Linked DNA regions of Homo sapiens: all the other regions are linked to region 1. Evidence: chromatin contacts called from ENCODE Hi-C or POLR2A ChIA-PET data. All regions are on one chromosome and are shown on one strand. Each heading gives the region's core, a stretch centred on a gene start or an enhancer-like site at or near the end of the contact. The rest is flanking DNA. Distances are from core to core; before and after follow the strand shown. Region 1 has its middle 110 kb from the start of NKX1-1. Region 2 holds the start of NKX1-1 (NK1 homeobox 1). Region 3 has its middle 100 kb from the start of FAM53A.

Region 1 (2,742 bases), core at 117-2,616:
AGCGGGCATAGGGAGGAAGGGAGTAGGGGAGGAGAGGGAAGGCGAAGGAGAGAGGGAGGAGAGGAAGGGTGGGGGGTGGATGGGGGAGGTGAGAGGGAATGAGGGAGGAAGGGCAGGGTAGCGGGACAGGGGAGGGTGGGTGCTTTGCAATTTAATAGGGTGCCAGCACCCAAGGCCTCCCGAAACTCTCCTTTCCAGGGCAGAGACCGTGGCTCCAGCCCACACAGGCCCCGAGGGAGTTCTGGGCGCAGCCCTCCCATCCACGCCCCTGCAGGGCAGCCAGCCACCTGCCAAAGTGGGGCTTCGCCCACCCTCAGGGCCTGATTTATAAGGTGTCTTGCTGCTGGTCATTTGCTTTCTCCAAAGCCTACAGAAATCTAATTGCTGTTTGAAGAAAAAAAAAATGCCCTAAATAAAGCAGTTAATTGCAAGCAGCAGCTCCTTTAGGCGCAGCCTTGCGGTCCTGGAGCTGCCGGCCATGGACCCCGAGCGGGGCGCCGGGGTGGGGCCTGGGCCGCAGACAGATCGGGGATCGGGCCGGGGGCAGCTGGGGTGGGCTCAGCAGAGCAGTCCCTGGCCCCGCGGTTAATTGAAATAACCGGGTCAATACACGGCCGCCGGGACCCAGCCCCATTTGATCTCTCTCCTGGGCAGATTAATTAAGTGTTATCAATTAGCGGCCCTGGGTAAAGGGCCACACTGTCAGGCCTGATGGGGACCGAGCGCGCCACAGGTCCGGGCCGATGTCCGTGGGGGCGACAGGCCTGCCAGGCGGGCTTCAGCGGGGAAGCCAGGGGTCAGGGACCAGGTCCCTGGGGCAGCGCCAGTGCGGGCAGTCCCCGAGCCTTGGACAGCCCAGCACGGGTCCAGCCCCGGCCCCAGCACGGCTCCTGCACCGCCCCAGGACGTCCCCTGCATAGCCCAGGACAGCCCAACGCCGCCCAGCAGGGCCCCAGGACAGCTCCAGGACGGCCCCAGCATAGCCCAGCACGGCCCCAGCCCGGCCCCCGCACCCCCTCCCCCCGACCCGCCCAGCACCGCCCAGGAGGGTCCCAGCACCGCCCAGGAGGGTCCCAGCACCGCCCAGGAGGGTCCCAGCACCGCCCCAGGAGGGTCCCAGCACGGCCGCAGGGCACGCGGCGCTGTGGAGCGCATGAGCGGGGTGCGCCCTAGGGTGCGGCCCGCGCTGGCAGCCCCAGCCCGACTGCCGACCGCCGCTGCCGTAGAAACTGGGCCCATCCGCGGTGCCGGTGCAAGGTGCGGCCGTGGGGAGGCGGCGGGGCCGGGCCGCCGGGAGCTGGGAGCCGCGGCCACATCGGTGGAGCAGGGCGAGGCGCCACCTGGCGGCGGGCCCTCCCCTCCCGTGCGCGGCGCCGGAGCCGCTGGGGCCCCTTCCCGCTGCCGCAGCCCGCCTGGAGGTCCCCGCCCTCCAAGTCCCTGCCCGCCAGCCTCTTCTCCCATCATGGCGCCGTCGCCTGCAGCCTCTCTGGACACTGAACGTCATGTTCAGCCTGGACACTCACAAATGGTCTGGCTCCCCACACCCCAGGCTGCCCACACAGGCACCCCTGCTGACCCCGGCAGGGCCCGGGCTTCCGGCCTTCTTTATAGGACCAGAACAGCGAGGGGGACTGAGGAGTGAGGGCTGCCTGAGCCCGGCCTTCTTTATAGGACCAGAACATGGAGGGGGTCTGGGGAGTGAGGGCTGCCTGAGCCGGGTCTCTGGAAAGCAGTCCTTGAGGCTCAAGGGTGAGGCTGGGAGGAAGCTCTTCCCTCATCACCCCACCCTTCCTACCTCTCTTTGCTGGTCCCAGCTGGGTGGCCATACTCTTCCATCTTGGACTAAAGAGCCCTCCAGGGAACATGGGCCAGCACACGCCTGTCCTGAGCCTTGGAGCAGCTGGAGTTCGACAGACTTGGCCTCAGCTCGGTTTTTGCCATGTCTGCTGGGTGGCCGTAAGGAAGTTGCTCCAGCTCTGAGTCCCAGTTTCCTCCTCTTGCATGACTGTTCTGATTATTAAGAGACCAGATGTGAAAAGAGCTGTGGACCAGGAAGAAAGGAGATGATGATTATGGCAATGGCTATGGTGGAGGTGATGAGGATGATGGTGGTGGTGATGGTGATGATGGTGATGCTGGTGGTGATGATGATGGTTGATGATGATGGTGATGGTGATGATGGTTATGGCTGATGGTGATGGTCATGATGGTGATGGTGGTGATGGTGATGATGGTGATATGGTAATGGTCATGATGGTTATGGTGGTGATGATGGTGATAGTGACAATGATGATGGAGGTGACGTTGGTAATGATGGTGGTAGTGATGGTAGTGATGATGGTGATGGTGGTTGATGGTGATGGCAGTTGATGGTGATGGTCATGATGGTGATGGTGGTGATGGTGATGATGGTGATATGGTAATGGTCATGACGGTTATGGTGGTGATGATAGTGATAGTGACAATGATGATGGAGGTGATGTTGGTAATGATGGTGGTAGTGATGGTAGTGATGGTGGTGGTGGTTGGTGGTGATAGTGGTGATGGTGATGATGGTGATGGTGGTGACACTGAGGTGATGGTGGTGGTAGTGGTCATGATGGTGGTGGTGATGGTGGTGATGATGGTAATGGTAGTCATGGTGATGGTGATGGTGATGGTGGTGATGATAAAGGTAGTGGTGATGGTGGTGGTGATGACAATGATGGTGATGGTGATGATAGTGGTGATGGTGGTAATAGT
Region 2 (2,742 bases), core at 164-2,663, 110 kb before region 1:
CTCCCCGCAGGTGGAGGCTCTGAGCGCAGCCGCCGCAGAGTCCGTAGGGTCCCCTCCACTCAGCCGGATTTGTTCGCCCTCCATCTCGGCCGACCCGGAAGAGGCCCCGCGCAGGTGCGGCCCGCAGCCTCCAGGCGCAGAGCCGGTGGCCGCGGCCCAGCCCGGTCCGCCCCGCGCTGTCCTCCCTGTGCTTCAGTAGGGCCGGAAAGTTGGAGGGAGGAGGAGGGGACACAAAAAGCAATCAGGAGCAGGTCGAATGCAATTCGCGATCAATAGCGGCCCCTAATAAGTGTAATAGGTTTTAATCGAGTAATTATCCGAATTTTGACCCTATAATTTAGATGTTCGGGGGGAGTTTGCAAGGTGCTTGAAAGAGATATGCACGCGCCGTAATGGGATATCGACCCGACCGGGGGCGCGGGCCGCCCCATTACCGGCCGCTTTCCGCCGCTAAGCACATTTCCCCTTAACTGTAATCGAAGGGATTTAATTGTTTTTCCAGCGATAACCAGCGTTTTGTCACAATTAGTCTGATTTGTCCAAAAAAAAAGAGAGAGAGGGAGAAAGGAGGGAGGGAGGGAGGCCTCGGGCGGGCACAGTGGGGGCGGGGAGGTCACGGGCCAGCCACCGCGAGCGGCCCCTCGCCTCCTGCACCAACTACCCTTCTAGGCCGGAGACGCGCGGAGGCGAACCCTGGACCGGCCTCACAGCCCTGCAGCCCCTGGGCCTGACCCGGCTAAGCTTCTCCAGAGGAGCCTGGCGATGCAGGCCCTGCAGTCCGGGTCGGATGGAGGCCACGGGTGGGCTGGTGCGGACCCGGCGCTCAGCGAACTTTCCACGGAGCCTCGGCGTGGGCCAGACCCAACTCGCCACGGTGTCCCAGGGTCGTAAACGCATAGAAGCCTCCGGTCCCCCGTCCCTGCGACCTGGTGCCGGGCGCATCCTACTCACTCGGCGGCTCAGCTCCGGCGGCTCCGACTCCCCCGGCGCCGGCGAGGGCGCGGCGCTCCAGCTCCTCCGCGCGTGGCGGGCGTCCCGAGGCGGCGGGTGCAGGGGCGCATGGGGCCGAAGCGCAAGGGGCGCACGCAGCGGGAGCCACTGGGCCCAGCAGCACGCAACGACGCCTCCTGCTGTTGAACTTGTTGGGGTCCAGGATGTCCAGTACCGAGAAGGAGGTGGGGCGCAGGGGCGCTGCGGGCCGGGCCGCTCCAGCCCCCTCGGGCGCCGCAGGCACAGTGTCGCTGGCCGCGAGCGGCGGGGCTCCAGCGCGGGGAAAGGCCGGCAGCTCGGCGCGCCCGTCCATAGCTTCCTGGGCAGCGGCGGCGGGAGCGGGCGGTGCGGGCCCCGAACCTGGCTGGGGAGGCGGCGGTAGCGCGGGAATGTCCCCAGGAGCCTCGGGGCCGCTAGCGCTCATGCCGGCCTCCCGCCGCTCCGGCGGCTCGGGCCCCGCCACCTACTGGGCTCCCATCCCTGGCGGCCCCCGCACCTCCACACGACCCCGCGCAGGCGGCCGCTGCTCCGCTCGCTCTCGGCGCCGCGCCCTGCGCTTGGCCGGTGCTGCCTTCGCCGCCGCCTTAGGCGCCCGCGGCGCCCGGTCCGCGCATTTATGGCAGCCCCGCCGGAGGCGCCCACGCGCCCACACGCCGAACACACGTGCGCCCGCAGGCGGCCGCGGGGCTCCGCCGCCCTCGTTAGCGCGCGCGCCTAATTGGCTGCGAACGGTCCCGGGCCGAGGAGGCGGACCCCGCACAGGACACACGGACGGAGCCGCCGGGCGGGACGAACAGACACGCAGCCCGGAGCCCAGAGCGGTCCGCAGGCGGCTGTGGTGGTCAGCGGCGCGTCGCTGCGCCTCCGCTCGTCCGGAAACGGCGCGCCAGCCTCCTTGGCTAAGGGGGAGGAGACAGCCCCGGCTTTTAAATAATTGCGGGATCAATCTGCGGCGGGGCCGCAGCGACCCCAGGGCGCGCGGGCCAGCGAGCGCCAAGAGTTGGCTGGGACATCCCGGCGCAGGATGCGGTGACTGGCCTGGCCTCTCCTCCGGGCCCCCAGCGCGCAGGGCCCTGAGCTCCGAAGGCTCCCACAGCTCTGGCGCCCCTCGGCAGTTGGGGTGGGGATGGGGGGAGAGGTTCTCACGCGCGATTCTCCGAGTCTCCGCCGGGTCTGCAGCCCCCTCCCGCGCGTTCCGTGGGTCTCGGTCCCGCCTCTCTCACTTGCTCCCGCTTGGGGTCTCCTTTTGCGTCTCCAGGGTCTCTCTTGCTCAGGGTCTGTGCCCCTCCATCCCTTCCCACGCCCGCCCCTTTCACGTCGTCAAATTAGGGCCCGACCTGGAGTGCCAGCAGAGGGGCGGAGCCGGCGGTCCCCGGGCCGCTCATTAGAAGTGGAATCGAAAATGAGAGACTGCTTGTCCCTCTTAACCCGCCCCCAAAAGGGGGACCGACAAATTGCACACACAGCAGGCGGCCTACATAAAATCGATCCTCTTCAAGTAAGGAGAAAATGTGTGTTTCTTCCAAAAAGAATACGACAAATGCCCCCTTCTCCACATCTGGATAAATAGGAAGCCCCGCGGCCTGAGTCTTTATTTGGGTACGTTTTATCTACAGCGGCGGTGTTTGCAGGACAGGGCCCTGCGGCCCGCGGCCCTCGGCCCTCGAGGATTGGGCCTGGCGTCCGGAGTCCCAGTGCGGGATCGTGGTAGCTCCCCGGCGGGTCGCTCCTCTCCCTCCTCCTCCTGCCCAC
Region 3 (2,742 bases), core at 128-2,627, 66 kb after region 1:
GGGTTCTCCCCATGCCCTTGACCTGGCTGCCCTTGCAGGCCGGGGTGAGCAGCCACAGCACGATTCCTGCCTGCGATTCCTGCCTGCCCTGAGCGCCTTCCCCTGCCACGACCTTCAGGCGCCTGGGAAGGTCTGCAGTCCTGGCTGTCAACACCCCCAGGCCCCCCCCAAGCCTGGACACGGCCCCCAGACCGGCACGATGTCCAGGCTAGGTTTTGTTTTGTGCCAGTCTATTGAAATCGCTATTCCCTGCCTATTAATTCTCCTAATTAGAATTAAATGAAGCATGCTAAATTGCTAGATTAACCAATAATTAAGCAGCCACTGCACTAAAACTGAACACCCCGGGTGGCCTGCACCCCGTCTGCGTGCAAGTGCCAGGGGCGGGCGTGCCAGGCAGGAGGGGCCGACCAGCCTTGGGGACAGCGGTGCGTGCGCTAGTGCCCGCACCCGGTGTGTAGAAGGGCGCGAGCGTTGGCGTGAGAGCCGGTGTGGCCTGGAAGCTCTGCAGGAACGTGTGGGGGTAGGAGGTGAGGGGACCCTCAGTTACGGGGAGAGGGCATCACACGGGCCTTGCTGGGGGCAGAAGATTTGTCGTGAGCGCGACAGACCCACTAGACTCTGCAGGTCCCCATGGGAAGCGCCCTGCCCTCCACGCCCACCTACGAGGTCGCGACCCCCCTACCCCGAACCGCCCTCTGCAGACAACGAGGCTCGGAGGAGGCAAGCAGCGAACCAAAGCTCCCACCGTCACCAGGGAAGGGAGGGGAGGGCAGGGCAGGGAAGGGGCGGAGGAGGGGAGAGAAGAGGGGGAGAGGAGAGAAGAGGGGGAGGGGAGAGAAGAGGGGGAGGGGAGAGAAGAGGGGGAGGGGAGAGAAGAGGGGGAGGGGAGAGAAGAGGGGGAGGGGAGAGAAGAGGGGGAGGGGAGAGAAGAGGGGGAGGGGAGAGAAGAGGGGGAGGAGAGGGGTCGCCTCTCGAGGCAGAGCAGGCGGGAAAGGGCGCGGCCCGGCTGCGACACCCCTAGGCCCCCCACCCCCGCAGGCGCAGAGCCGGGGCGCTCCCCCCATTGCACCGCCCGCCCTCCAGGCCGGAATCGAGGTCCCCTTCCCAGCGCTGCTGGACGCCCCTCCCGAGCGCTCCCGAATCCGACCAGCCCGGAGGCGGCTGCGCCTCCAGGGGCTCCCGTCAGGCCCCTGCCCCCCCTGCCCTCCCTGCCCTGGCGCGCCCCCGCCCCTAGCCGCCATCCCCGCCCGAGGGTCCCAGCCAGAGCCCCGGCCCCCGGCCCCGCCCGCGCCTGCTGGGCGCCCCCTGGTGGCCTCGGCTGGGCCCTGCCGCTGCGCCCACGGCCCTCGTGGGAGGCCCCTCCCTACCCCGGCCGCCCTCGGGCCCCCACGGTCTACTACCCCATGGGGACCGGCATGTCAAGCCCCTGCGTGGGCGCCTGCGCCACCCCCCCGCCCTCCGCACTCGCCCCCTTGTCCCAGCCCCGCGTCCTGGGGAGGAGGCTTGGGCCGCAGCCCAGCACCCAGAAGTGCAACGCGCACGGGTGGGGCCAGGCTCGAGTCAGCCGGTGACGCAGCCTCTGTGTGACCAGGGCGGATGGCCCGACCTCTCTGAGCCCCCGTTTCCCCGCCTGTAAAAGGGGGTGGGGCTGCCTCCCAGCGCCGCTGCGAGGCGTGAGTGAGTTACGACTCAGAACGCCCAGGTCCGAGGTGAGCACACGCGACACCCGCGAGCCACGGCCACGCGTGTCCCCAGGGCGCCTCCCGCCACGGGCTGGCCAGGAGTGTCCGCGCTGTGGGGATACGAAGGGGCGCGGCCCCAGCGCTGCGGGGCCCGCAGGGAGGGCGCAGGGGCCGAGCATCCGCCCCGGGGCATCCACCCATCAGGCCTCGCCGTAAACTTCCTCCTAACAGCCGCTCCTGCAGCCGGAAGATATTGACTCGAAGGAGAAACAATGGCAGGAATAAAATAAAAATAAAAAAGTTAATTATCCTTTGTGTTTGTAATTTAATTAAAGATGCAGTAAAGTTTTACTGTTTTTCCAGGTGATGATGTTTAGAGCCCCGAGAAGCTATTTGTGCTGGTGAGATTAAAGTGCATTTTAAAATGTTCCTCCAGTACTTTCACATTTGTTGATAGATTTTTAAATTAAACTTTAAATTGTAATCTAAATTACCTCCAACAATTCATGGTCCCTGTAATGAACTCCCACCGTTCCCGCTGTCATCCGTCGATGATGGAGTGCGAGCCGGGAGCTGCAGCCCCGCGGCCGCCGAACCAACCGCGGAGGCCAGGCAGCCTCGCCCCAGGGACCCCGCCCACGGCGCCCTACACCGGCGGCCAGTCAGGGAGGCCAACGCCGCGAGACGGAAGCAGCCATACCCCGCGGGCCACCAGTGTGGCCAGAAAAGATCTGCAGGGATGTGAGGGCAGCTCAGAGCTGAGATCTAAGGCTGGGGCAGAACCGGACGGCGCAACAAGCTAGGGAGAAAGCATCCCCGGCGCGGGGTGCACGGAGCCCCAGACCCCACCCGCCTCCCGCCCGGACCCCGCCTCCACTCAGGGAGCCGGGCCCCACCTCCCGCCCTAGGCCCCGCCTCCTACCTCGGGCCCCACCTCCCGCCTAGGCCCTGCCTCCTGCCCAGGCCCTGCCCCCAACTCAGGGCCCCGCCTCCCGCCCAGGCCACGCCTCCCACTGAGGACCCTGCCTCCCGCTCAGGGACCCGCCTCCTGCCCGAG

Evidence for each region. A loop is a pair of places that touch in the nucleus more often than their neighbours do. ChIA-PET counts read pairs that join two places held with the same protein, here RNA polymerase II (POLR2A). Pooled maps may share reads with other maps.
Region 2: a pooled map shows a loop between it and region 1 (4-fold over the local background). The contact joins the promoter of NKX1-1 here to the enhancer-like site in region 1. A Hi-C loop is called at or near these places in 4 of 50 pooled maps. POLR2A ChIA-PET finds 5 or more read pairs at or near these places in 2 of 52 experiments (activated T-cell and endothelial cell of umbilical vein).
Region 3: a pooled map shows a loop between it and region 1 (2.7-fold over the local background). The contact joins two enhancer-like sites. A Hi-C loop is called at or near these places in 7 of 50 pooled maps. POLR2A ChIA-PET finds 5 or more read pairs at or near these places in 2 of 52 experiments (A549 and WTC11).

The regions. Positions count from the first base shown.
Region 1 is chr4:1,512,010-1,514,751 of GRCh38, forward strand. No RefSeq gene overlaps it. Among named protein-coding and RNA genes, the nearest start is that of NKX1-1, 110 kb to the left of the region's middle. RefSeq lists an enhancer at 46-696. Within about 2 kb of position 1,367, at least 3 of the 41 ENCODE cell types and tissues checked have a DNase peak (open chromatin) inside an H3K27ac peak, as active enhancers do.
Region 2 is chr4:1,405,029-1,407,770 of GRCh38, forward strand. It overlaps NKX1-1 (NK1 homeobox 1), which reads right to left and starts at 1,414. Exons shown (of 2, transcript NM_001290079.1): 1 at 952-1,414. The coding sequence starts at 1,414. RefSeq lists an enhancer at 775-1,365.
Region 3 is chr4:1,577,979-1,580,720 of GRCh38, forward strand. It overlaps a transcript of FAM53A not described here. Among named protein-coding and RNA genes, the nearest start is that of FAM53A, 100 kb to the right of the region's middle. RefSeq lists enhancers at 1-29, 30-902 and silencers at 1,284-1,563, 2,361-2,420, 2,601-2,742. Within about 2 kb of position 1,378, at least 31 of the 41 ENCODE cell types and tissues checked have a DNase peak (open chromatin) inside an H3K27ac peak, as active enhancers do.